Regions from separate parts of the Homo sapiens genome. Here all the other regions are linked to region 3. A link is a contact called in ENCODE Hi-C or POLR2A ChIA-PET data. All regions are on one chromosome and are shown on one strand. Each heading gives the region's core, a stretch centred on a gene start or an enhancer-like site at or near the end of the contact. The rest is flanking DNA. Distances are from core to core; before and after follow the strand shown. Region 1 has its middle 45 kb from the start of PREX1. Region 2 has its middle 19 kb from the start of PREX1. Region 3 overlaps PREX1 (phosphatidylinositol-3,4,5-trisphosphate dependent Rac exchange factor 1).

The links. Hi-C counts contacts between places; a loop is a spot of excess contacts on that map. ChIA-PET counts read pairs that join two places held with the same protein, here RNA polymerase II (POLR2A). Pooled maps may share reads with other maps.
Region 1: a pooled map shows a loop between it and region 3 (2.6-fold over the local background). The contact joins two enhancer-like sites. A Hi-C loop is called at or near these places in 1 of 168 maps with a recorded cell type or tissue (B cell), 3 of 37 single-sample maps with no recorded cell type and 5 of 50 pooled maps. POLR2A ChIA-PET finds 5 or more read pairs at or near these places in 7 of 52 experiments (AG04450, CD4-positive, alpha-beta T cell, K562 and 4 more).
Region 2: a pooled map shows a loop between it and region 3 (4-fold over the local background). The contact joins two enhancer-like sites. A Hi-C loop is called at or near these places in 1 of 37 single-sample maps with no recorded cell type and 6 of 50 pooled maps. POLR2A ChIA-PET finds 5 or more read pairs at or near these places in 3 of 52 experiments (H1, OCI-LY7 and Panc1).

The regions. Positions count from the first base shown.
Region 1 is chr20:48,871,004-48,874,281 of GRCh38, forward strand. It overlaps a transcript of PREX1 not described here. Among named protein-coding and RNA genes, the nearest start is that of PREX1, 45 kb to the left of the region's middle. RefSeq lists an enhancer at 1,795-1,874. Within about 2 kb of position 1,853, at least 5 of the 41 ENCODE cell types and tissues checked have a DNase peak (open chromatin) inside an H3K27ac peak, as active enhancers do.
Region 2 is chr20:48,845,167-48,848,057 of GRCh38, forward strand. It overlaps a transcript of PREX1 not described here. Among named protein-coding and RNA genes, the nearest start is that of PREX1, 19 kb to the left of the region's middle. RefSeq lists an enhancer at 1,548-1,827. Within about 2 kb of position 1,410, at least 5 of the 41 ENCODE cell types and tissues checked have a DNase peak (open chromatin) inside an H3K27ac peak, as active enhancers do.
Region 3 is chr20:48,656,350-48,659,536 of GRCh38, forward strand. PREX1 (phosphatidylinositol-3,4,5-trisphosphate dependent Rac exchange factor 1) reads right to left here. Exons shown (of 40, transcript NM_020820.4): 17 at 1,787-1,879; 18 at 691-839. Among named protein-coding and RNA genes, the nearest start is that of PREX1, 170 kb to the right of the region's middle. Within about 2 kb of position 1,567, at least 3 of the 41 ENCODE cell types and tissues checked have a DNase peak (open chromatin) inside an H3K27ac peak, as active enhancers do.

The sequences.
Region 1 (3,278 bases), core at 603-3,102, 210 kb after region 3:
CAAGTGCTTGAGGAAGCTTAGGATTCAGACAGACTTGGAGCGTCAGTCCTGGCTCAACCTCCTGCAAGCTGTATGATTTTGGGTAATTTACTTGTCCCTCCTAAGCTTCAGTTTTCTTAACTATAATATGGAGATAATAATAGTCTATATTGTGAATTGTGCTTGGTAATCACACCAGACACAAAATATATACCTTTAAACATTAGAGTCAGGTCCAGCTCACCAAAATACTCAGGCTATGAAAGGCTGACAAGATTCAGGGCACCTCGGCCGGGCGTGGTGGTTCACGCCTGTAATCCCAGCACTTTGGGAGGCCAAAGCAGGCAGGTCACTTGAGGTCAGGAATTCGAGACCTACCTGGGTAACATGGCAAAACCCTGTCTCTACTATGAAAAATACAAAAATTAGCTGGGTGCAGTGGCAGGTGCCTGTAATCCCAGCTACTCAAGAGACTGAAGCATGATAATCACTTGAACCCGGGAGGCAGAGGTTGCAACAAGATGAGATTGTGGCACTGCACTCCAGCCTGGGCAACAGAGTGAGACTCCATCTCAAAAAAAAAAAAAAAAAAAAAAAAAAAACCATATTTACTTCTGTTCTTTTATCCAAGTGCTTGAGGAAGCTTAGGATTCAGACAGACTTGGAGCGTCAGTCCTGGCTCAACCTCCTGCAAGCTGTATGATTTTGGGTAATTTACTTGTCCCTCCTAAGCTTCAGTTTTCTTAACTATAATATGGAGATAATAATAGTCTATATTGTGAATTGTGCTTGGTAATCACACCAGACACAAAATATATACCTTTAAACATTAGAGTCAGGTCCAGCTCACCAAAATACTCAGGCTATGAAAGGCTGACAAGATTCAGGGCACCTCGGCCGGGCGTGGTGGTTCACGCCTGTAATCCCAGCACTTTGGGAGGCTGAGGCGGGCGGATCACGAGGTCAGGAGATCGAGACCATCCTGGCTAACATGGTGAAACCCCGTCTCTACTAAAAATACAAAAAACTAGCCGGGCGTGGTGGCGGGCACCTGTAGTCCCAGCTACTCGGGAGGCTGAGGCAGGAGAATGGCGTGAACCTGGGAGACGGAGCTTGCAGTGAGCCGAGATCATGCCACTGCACTCCAGCCTGGGTGGCAGAGCAAGACTCTGTCTCAAAAAAAAAAAAAAAAAGATTCAGGGTACCTCTCTCACTTGTTCTCCTCCGTGACATACCTTCACTGAGACAAGAGCAGTGGGCAGAATCATCCACATGCGTCACACCATGTTGTGGTTTTTTTTCACTGAGCACATAGAGTTGGATACGTATAAGTTGAATATACATGTAAAGCAATTCCTTTCTATATTTGCAGTGTTTGTGCAACTAGATTGTACACTCCTTGAAGGAAGGAATTGTCTTCCAGTTGGCAAGACAGGCTTGAGATCAACTAAGTATTTTACAAGACAGAACAAGATAAGTGGCCGGGATCGGCAGCTCATGCCTGTAATCTCAGCACTTGGGGAGGCCGAGGCAGGCAGATCACTAGAGGTCAGGAGTTCAAGAGCAGCCTGGCTAACATGGTGAAACCCCATCTATACTAAAAAATATAAAAAATTAGCCGGGTATGGTGCCAGGCACCTGTAATTCCAACTATTCAGGAGGCTGAGGCAGGAGAATCACTTGAATCTGGGAGGCAGAGGTTGCAGTGAGCCGAGATCGTGTCATTGCACTCCAGCCTGGGCAACAGAGCGAGACTCTGTCTCAATAAACAAATAAATAAATAAATAAATAACAAAATAAGCAATGGGTACAAAGTGCCATGAGGAAGGACAACCTGTTCAAACAGAGCCCCGGAAGTATTTCCGGAGGCTCCTGAGTCAGCCCTTTCAGGAGGGTAAGAGGATGAAAGAGGAAGTAACATTTACTCAACAGCAATTTGCTGGGCACTCTGTTTCCTGATTTTATTTTTTTCTGTTTAATTTTTTTTCTCTTTTCAAAATAACACCATGTACCAGTCAGCTTTGGCTACATAACAAACTCTCATTTATTTCTTGCTCATGGATCTGTGGATTTTCTGAGGAGATGCTGTTGGTCTCATGAGCTCAGCTGGGCCTCTGGCCATTGGACTCAGCTCTGATCTACCCTGCGTGTCACTCATCCTTTGGGACTTGTGGGCTACTCAGGGCATGTTCTCAGTATCATGAAAGCCAGGCACACAAGGGAAAAGTTCACCTCCACTGTACATTTCAAACCTTTGTTTGGTTCATGTCCACTGCCATCTCAGTGGCCAAAGCAAGTCACATGGCCAAGACTAAAGATGAGATGGAGAAGTCCATTCATTCCAGGGAAATGGAAGAGGAAAAGGGAAATGTTTGCTCTACGGCAGTCTAATCTACAGCAACAAGTAATACAGGAGTGCAGTCTTATTAAAAATTCAAGCAAGAGGCCGGGTGCAGTGGCTCACTCCTGTAATCCCAGCACTTTGGGAGGCCAAGACGGGCAGGTCACCTGAGGTCAGGAGTTCAAGACCGGCCTGGCCAACATGGTGAAACCCAGTCTCTAGTAAAAATACAAAAAAAAAAAAAAAAAAAAGCCGGTATGGTGGCGGGCGCCTATAATCCCAGCTACTTGGGAGGCTGAGGCAGGAGAATAGCTTGAACCCTGGAGGTGGAGGTTGCAGTGAGCTGAGATTGTGCCACTTCACTCTAGCCTGGATGACAATAGCGAGACTCTGTCTCAAAAAAAATAAATAAATAAAAATTAAAAAAATAAAAATTCAAGCAAGAAAATATAAAAGCACAACAACAGCGGAAAATACGTCACCATGCTCCTCATCCCACCATCTTCCCCCTACTCCCTAGAGGTAAACACTTTTCCCAGGCGTTTACACACAGAGAAAGCTATTTTGCCCCCTTGGTGCCGAGACAGTCTTGCTCTGTCACCCAGGCTGGATTACAGTGGGGCAATCGCAGCCCACTGCAGCCTCTACCTCCTGGGCTCAAGCAATCCTCCCATCTCAGCCTCCCGAGTAGCTGGGACTACAGGCATGCTACCACACCCAGGTCAGAAACGTTTACTTAATACAATGAGATCATTCTACATGTATTTGTACCTGACAATTATAAGCATCTAGTCATGTAATTATTATATGGACTCTACAATTAGGCATTTGGGGTCACCATTTTATAAATGAGGAATCTGGGGTTAAAATGCTTATCCAAGATCACCCACCTCTTACATAGCTGAACCAGAATTCGAACCCACGACTTTCCAAAAATTCTTTTGATTTACAGTGAGCT
Region 2 (2,891 bases), core at 160-2,659, 190 kb after region 3:
AGGGGATAACACAGTGACTAAGACAAAGTTCCATCCCTCGTGAAGCTTATATTTCCGGTTAGAGGGAGATATTAAACAATTAACCCATAACTGACAGCAGCTAAGAAATAAACAGGATGTTCTCATAGAAAAATACAGGGAGGCACACACCTAGATAAGGTGATCAGGGGAGGCTTCCATAGGCAGGTAATAAATAAGCTGAGATCTAAATGCACAGCCAAAACCAACTCTGCAAAGCATGAGAAGAGTTTTCTAGGCTGGGCGCAGTGGCTCACGCTGTAATCTCAGCACTTTGGGAGGCCAAGGCAGGAAGATTGCTTGGGGCCAGGAGTTTGTGACCAGCCTGGGCAACATGACGAAAAGTGTCTCTACAACATACAAAAAAATTAGCCAGGTGTGATGGTCCATGCCTTTAGTCCCAGCTACTCTGGAGGCTGAGGTGGAAGGATCACTTGAGCCCAGGAGGCTGAGGTTGTAATGAGCCGTGACTGTGCCACTACACTCCAGCCTGGGTGACAAAGCAAGACCTTGTTTCCAAAAAAAAAAAAAAAAAAGAGCTTTCTAGGCAGAGGAAATAGCAAGTGCAAAGGCCCCAAGGCTGGACCAAATTTGAGCTTTCCAGAAGCCGCGAGGAGGCCAGTGAGGTGGTAATGTGGAGACAGGCAGATCCAGCAGGGCCTCAAAAGTGATGTGTGGATTTTATGCTAAGTGCAGTGGGCAGCCAGGGGAGGAATTTAAACAAGGATGTAACATGATGTGACTCAGGTTTTTAAATGGTCTCACAGGCTATTGCATGGACGATGGCCCATAATAATAAAAATGATCACAGCTAACACTTTGATAGTAGATACTGTGTGCCAGGCATTGTTCTAAGCACATTCCGTATATATTAACTCATTAAGTCCTCCCACCGACCCCATGAGGTCAGCACCATAATCATTCCCATTTTATTGATGAAGAAACTGAGGCACAGAGAATTACAGAAACTTGCCTACGGTCACATAGCCAATAAATCAAAGCCTGGCCTAGAGGAAACAAGGAGACTAGCTACAGGCTGTGGTGCATGTCCAGAAAGGGGGCTGCAGGCAGTGGGGCTTGGATTGGCCCAGGGGAGAAGTGCAAGGGAGGATCCCGCATATAATTTCACGGCGGAGAGGAAAGAACTTGCAGGTGGTCTTATCCTCTGTCCATTCTCACTCCTTTCTCCAGCAGGTTTTTGAACTTGACTTCTGGCTTGGTGGTCTCCCAGCCCACCTTATATTAATAGATGGGGATGTCCTCGCTGTCTCCTCCCCCACCATCCTGCTGTCTGGCACCTCGTTCATCTCACACAACCACTCCCCTTGAAAACAGCCCGACCCTCCTACAGTACAACAGTCTCCACCTTGGTCTTGCCCTGCCCACTCCACACCAGAGATTAAAAGCCAGGCAGCCGCTCCTGGCGGTCAAAGGAGAGCACTTTGTAGACGCTCCCTGGACCCCAGCAAAACTTCTATTGTGTTGCTGGAGACAGAAACAATGCCAGTGGCCCAGTTGCTCCCCAGCCAAAGGTGGCCCCAGCAAACAGTCTCCCAGCCCCATGGATGGGGTGCCTGGGAGTGTTAACAGAGCTCCCTCGGGGACCAGAGGGCCAGGAGAGAAGCAACATGTGCCTGCTGGACACTCCCGTCTACAGCCGGCTGCAGCCCCCACCCACCCACGTGCCTCACTCTAGGCGAAGAAAACCCAAAAGTAGGAGAGGACAGGCCAGAGATGGCTGCTTGACCTTTCAAGGGGAGGCAGGAGTTTCTACAAAGCCTCTGGGAGTCCCCTAAGTATGTGTTCCTACCCTCCAGGGGCTAGGAGGTCACCCTCTCAGTTCCTCATCAGCCTGGGATAGGTTCAGCGGTGGGTGGAAAATATGACCAGCAAGGGGCCTACCCACACCCGGGGCCTGCTTTGGGGCTTTCTTAAAAAGACAGTGCTAGGATCCCAGACCAACAAGACACCTTGTGCAAAGCTCTGTGCTCTAGGCTCTCAGAGAATAGGAAAGCACCCTGTCCTTCTGGGTCAGAGTGGAGTTAAGATGAGTTATGCAGAGGCAGAGATTTGGGGGAGAGATCAAGGAATACTTCATGGAGGAGGGGGCCTTTGAGAGTGCTCTGAAAAAACTGAGAGGATTCCTTTCTTTGCCCTGCCCTCCCTCTTCCTTCTCTTATAAAAAAAAAAAAAAAAAAAACAAACCCTCCCCAAATGACTAATAAATAAAAGACACACAAAAGAGACACATATGCTTTATCTATAATGTATAGGCCGTGTTGTTTTTGAAACTCTTTTCTGCTCTGTAAAGGAATGTGTGTGCATCACGGAAACCTTGGAAAACCCAGAGCAGCATATAGAAGAAAATGAAAATTGCCTCTATTTCCACCATATAGAGATAAAACACTCTTAACTTGTCAGAGTATTCCTTTCCAGGCTTTGGTGGTGTTTTTTCATATTATTACTAAGGTGAAATTTACTTGCAGTGAAATGCACATGTCTGGAATATATGACTCAATGCATTTTGACAAATGTCTACACCCGTGTGTACACCCTTCCAATCGAGATCTAGAACATTCCCCTCACCCCAGAAATTTCCCCCGGGTCCCCTTCCAGTCAGCCCCCATCCTTCTGATTTCTATAAATTAGTTTTGCCTGCCATGTAATTGGAATCATGTGCTATGTGCTTTTTTGTGTCTGGTTTCTTTCACTCAACATAAACAATGTTTTTAGATTTCTCCACGTATCAGTAGCTTGTTCTTTTTCATTGTTGAGTAGTGTCCCATTGTGTGGATAAATCACAGTGTGTTCATCCTGCAAGAATCTTTTGGGTTGTCTCCACTTTGGGGCTATTATGAAAGAGCCACTTATAA
Region 3 (3,187 bases), core at 317-2,816:
CTCCACTTGCAGCCACAGGACTTCGATCAGAAGCTTCCAGTGGCTCCCCATGGGTCCTTGCCAGGGGCCTCCAGGGCTGGACCCCGTTACCCTACAGACCTCACTACCCAGCCCTCCCTCTCACTCACTGCTCCAGCCCCATCAGCTTCCTTCTGCTCTTCCAATGCGCCAGACACGGTCCCACTTCAGGGCCTCTGCCCTAGCTGCTTCCCCTGCCTGGAGCCCTCTTCCTCCAGAAATCCCCTTGACTCCCCCCTCATCTGCTTCGGGTCTTCACCCCGACTCGCAGTGACGTCTCCCTGACAGCCATCCCTCTGCACACTCTGGCCCCTTTCCCGGGTTTATAGAAACTTATCTGTGCCACGCTCACCAGCACAGGCTCAGTGTCTTACTTCTGTATCTGCACATTGTCTGTCTCCTGCCTCCTCCCCCAACTAGATCTGAGATCTATGAATGGCAGGAACCGCATGCATCCCCACGTGGCTGGATTCCCAGGGCCCAAACTGCCACCAAGCACAGAGTGGCACTCTGTAAACATCTGCCGAATTAATGAAGGTCCAGCTTGTGTTGTGTGACTCCAACAATGGGTCCCAGCCACGGGGGACCAGGACAGTTCATGCCACCCCAGCCCTCAGCCACCACTCAGCCTGAGAGGGAGGGCTGCCGGACACCCCGCCCTGGGACACTCACTCTTTGGCCTTCGTGGCCACCAGGAGGCGCAGAGGGCGGCGGGAGCAGAAGGACTGGTTGAGGATGGACTCCACCTCTGAAAACGGCCGCAGGAACACCAGGTCCTCATTGATGGAGTAGATCTTCCTCCCCACCTGCAGGCCAGCCACCTGGGTAGGGACGGCAGAGGACAGACGTGCACACCAGTTACTAAGCTCCTTCCCTCCTCACCAAGGAAGCTCAAATGTGTTCAGCAGAAGGGTGCTGGCCCAAGGGATCCAGCAGGACTGGGTGACTGCGTGCTGTCTGTGGTAAGCAGTTGAGGGGCACAAGGGACCTGGTTCTGCCTCATGAGCCACAAAGGGAAGCTCATGGGAGGGCAGCTGGGAAAGGTATTCCTCCTGAGGGGAAACTCTGCTGGGGCCTGACCCTGTTGTGTGGGGACACGAGGGTCACACCGGGGTGGCCATCTTATGTCTGTTAGGGCCTGGCGAAGAAAGATGAAGACCTGCTGACCCGAACCAAGATTCACAACTGCCTCCTTCCAACCGCTCACATCACTGGCAAGGTCAACCTAGCCGCTCCGGCCATGGGTATGTCGCTCCTTGCAGCCCAAAGCATTCCTAATTGCCACAGGGGCAAGCTGGGCTCCAGCCAGCACGGCAGGTGCATCTCCCCCACCCACCTGCACACGCCCCAGGCAAAGCCGGAAGGCCCCAGGGCTGAATCCTCGGCCAGCCACACCCTCACTCTCCTAACCTATCCTCCTGTAGGCTTTGCATCAGACAGCAATGAGCTTATCTTATTCAAGCCACTGTGACTGGTTGCAGAAAACTGAGACACCTGCTTTTTTCCTGTACCTCCCCACAATGTCCAGCAGAGGGCAGTGGTGGAACACACCAGGAGCACAGCCCCGGGACTCTGCACTCACTCCCAGCTACTGTAGCCACTGCAGACAGTGGGTCCTGGACTCAGTTTCTCCACGTGAGCAATGAGAGAAGAGGAGTCAGCGATCATTCCAGAATCTCCTGGGCTGGGCTGCCTCAAGGAGGGTGAAGAGAGACACCCCGCTCTGCCACCTGCACACGGTCCCTGCCAGCTCCCCCGAGGGCCTCACCTCAGCCAGCGAGCCCCTCTGGACGGACTTCACCACCACAGCCTTGTTCTTCTCCTCGATGTCAAAGCCATAGTCCTCCTCCTGGGGCAGGATCTGGGGGCCCAGGGCAGAAGGAACCCGGTCAGGGAGCGAGGTGGGCCTACGGCCAGCCCCACCGTGGCCCCCACAGGACCATGACCTCGTCCCAGGTCTAGTAGGGAAGTGGCCAGATCCAGGTGGGCGAGACAGAGCAAAACGCAAACAGCACCTGGCAGAGCCAGTGCTCACTCTGTGCCTGCCACTGGCTTAACGAATCACACGGATCCAAAGGTGTCCAGCCACCAAGAATGTGGAGTCAGGGAGTTTAGGGAGGAGCGGTCCCACCCCAGGGCAGGATGGCAGGCATGCTAGAAACAGGTCTGGGGGTTCCCCAGTGCGGGGGATACAGGGAAAGGCACTCATTCAGTCAACAGACATTGATTGAGATGCTGCCCATCACACGGGCCAGGCAGTTCTCATGGGTGCTGGAGACACCATCTAGAACAAGACAAACAAGCCCAGCCCTGCTTAGTGCGGGAGGCCAACTATAAACAAATAAACAAAAGAAATACAGGATGTGATGCAGGGAGTGTACGTAGTTGGAATTAAAGCACTTAATGGGATAGGGCACGGCAAGGGGGCAGAGAAGGTGCTATCGGAGCTGAGGCCTGAACGAAATGAAAAACAAAACTTCATAAAGAGTGGAGGAACATGCTCCAGGCAGCAGACACAGCACGTACAAAGGTCCTGAGGGAGGCCCCAAGGCACTGGAGGATAAGAAAAGAGATCAGGAGGTCAGGCGCAATGGCTCACGCTTGTAATCCCAGCACTTTGGGAGGCCGAGACGGGTTGATCGCTTGATCCCAGGAGTTCAAGACCAGCCTGGGCAACATAGCAAAACCCTGTCTTTATAAAAAATACAAAAATTAGCTGGGTGTGGTGGCGCAGGTCTGTTGTCCTAGCCACTGGGGAGGCAGAGGAGAGGAGAGAGGAGAGAGGGGAGGGGAGAAAGGGGAAGGGAGGGGAGAGAGGGGAATGGAGGGGAGGGGAGGGAAGAAAGAAAGGGGAGGAGAGAAAGAAAAGGAAGGAAGGAAGGAAGGAAGGAAGGACGGGCACGAGAGAGAGAGAGAAAGAAGAAAAGAAAACAAGAAAAGAGAAAAGAAAGAAGAGAGAGGAAGGAAGGAGGAAGGGAGGGAAAGAGGAAAGAGAGAAGGGGAGGGGAGGGGAGTGAGAGGTTTAATTTTATCCTAAGTGTGACGGGAAGCATTGGGGGACTTTACAGTGAGGGGCATGAAATCAGAGGGAACAGCAGTCCCTGCAGTACTATGGGAGAGAAGTTAATGGAGCCGTCTTCATATGAGTCAGGCTTCAGCTCCAACCCTG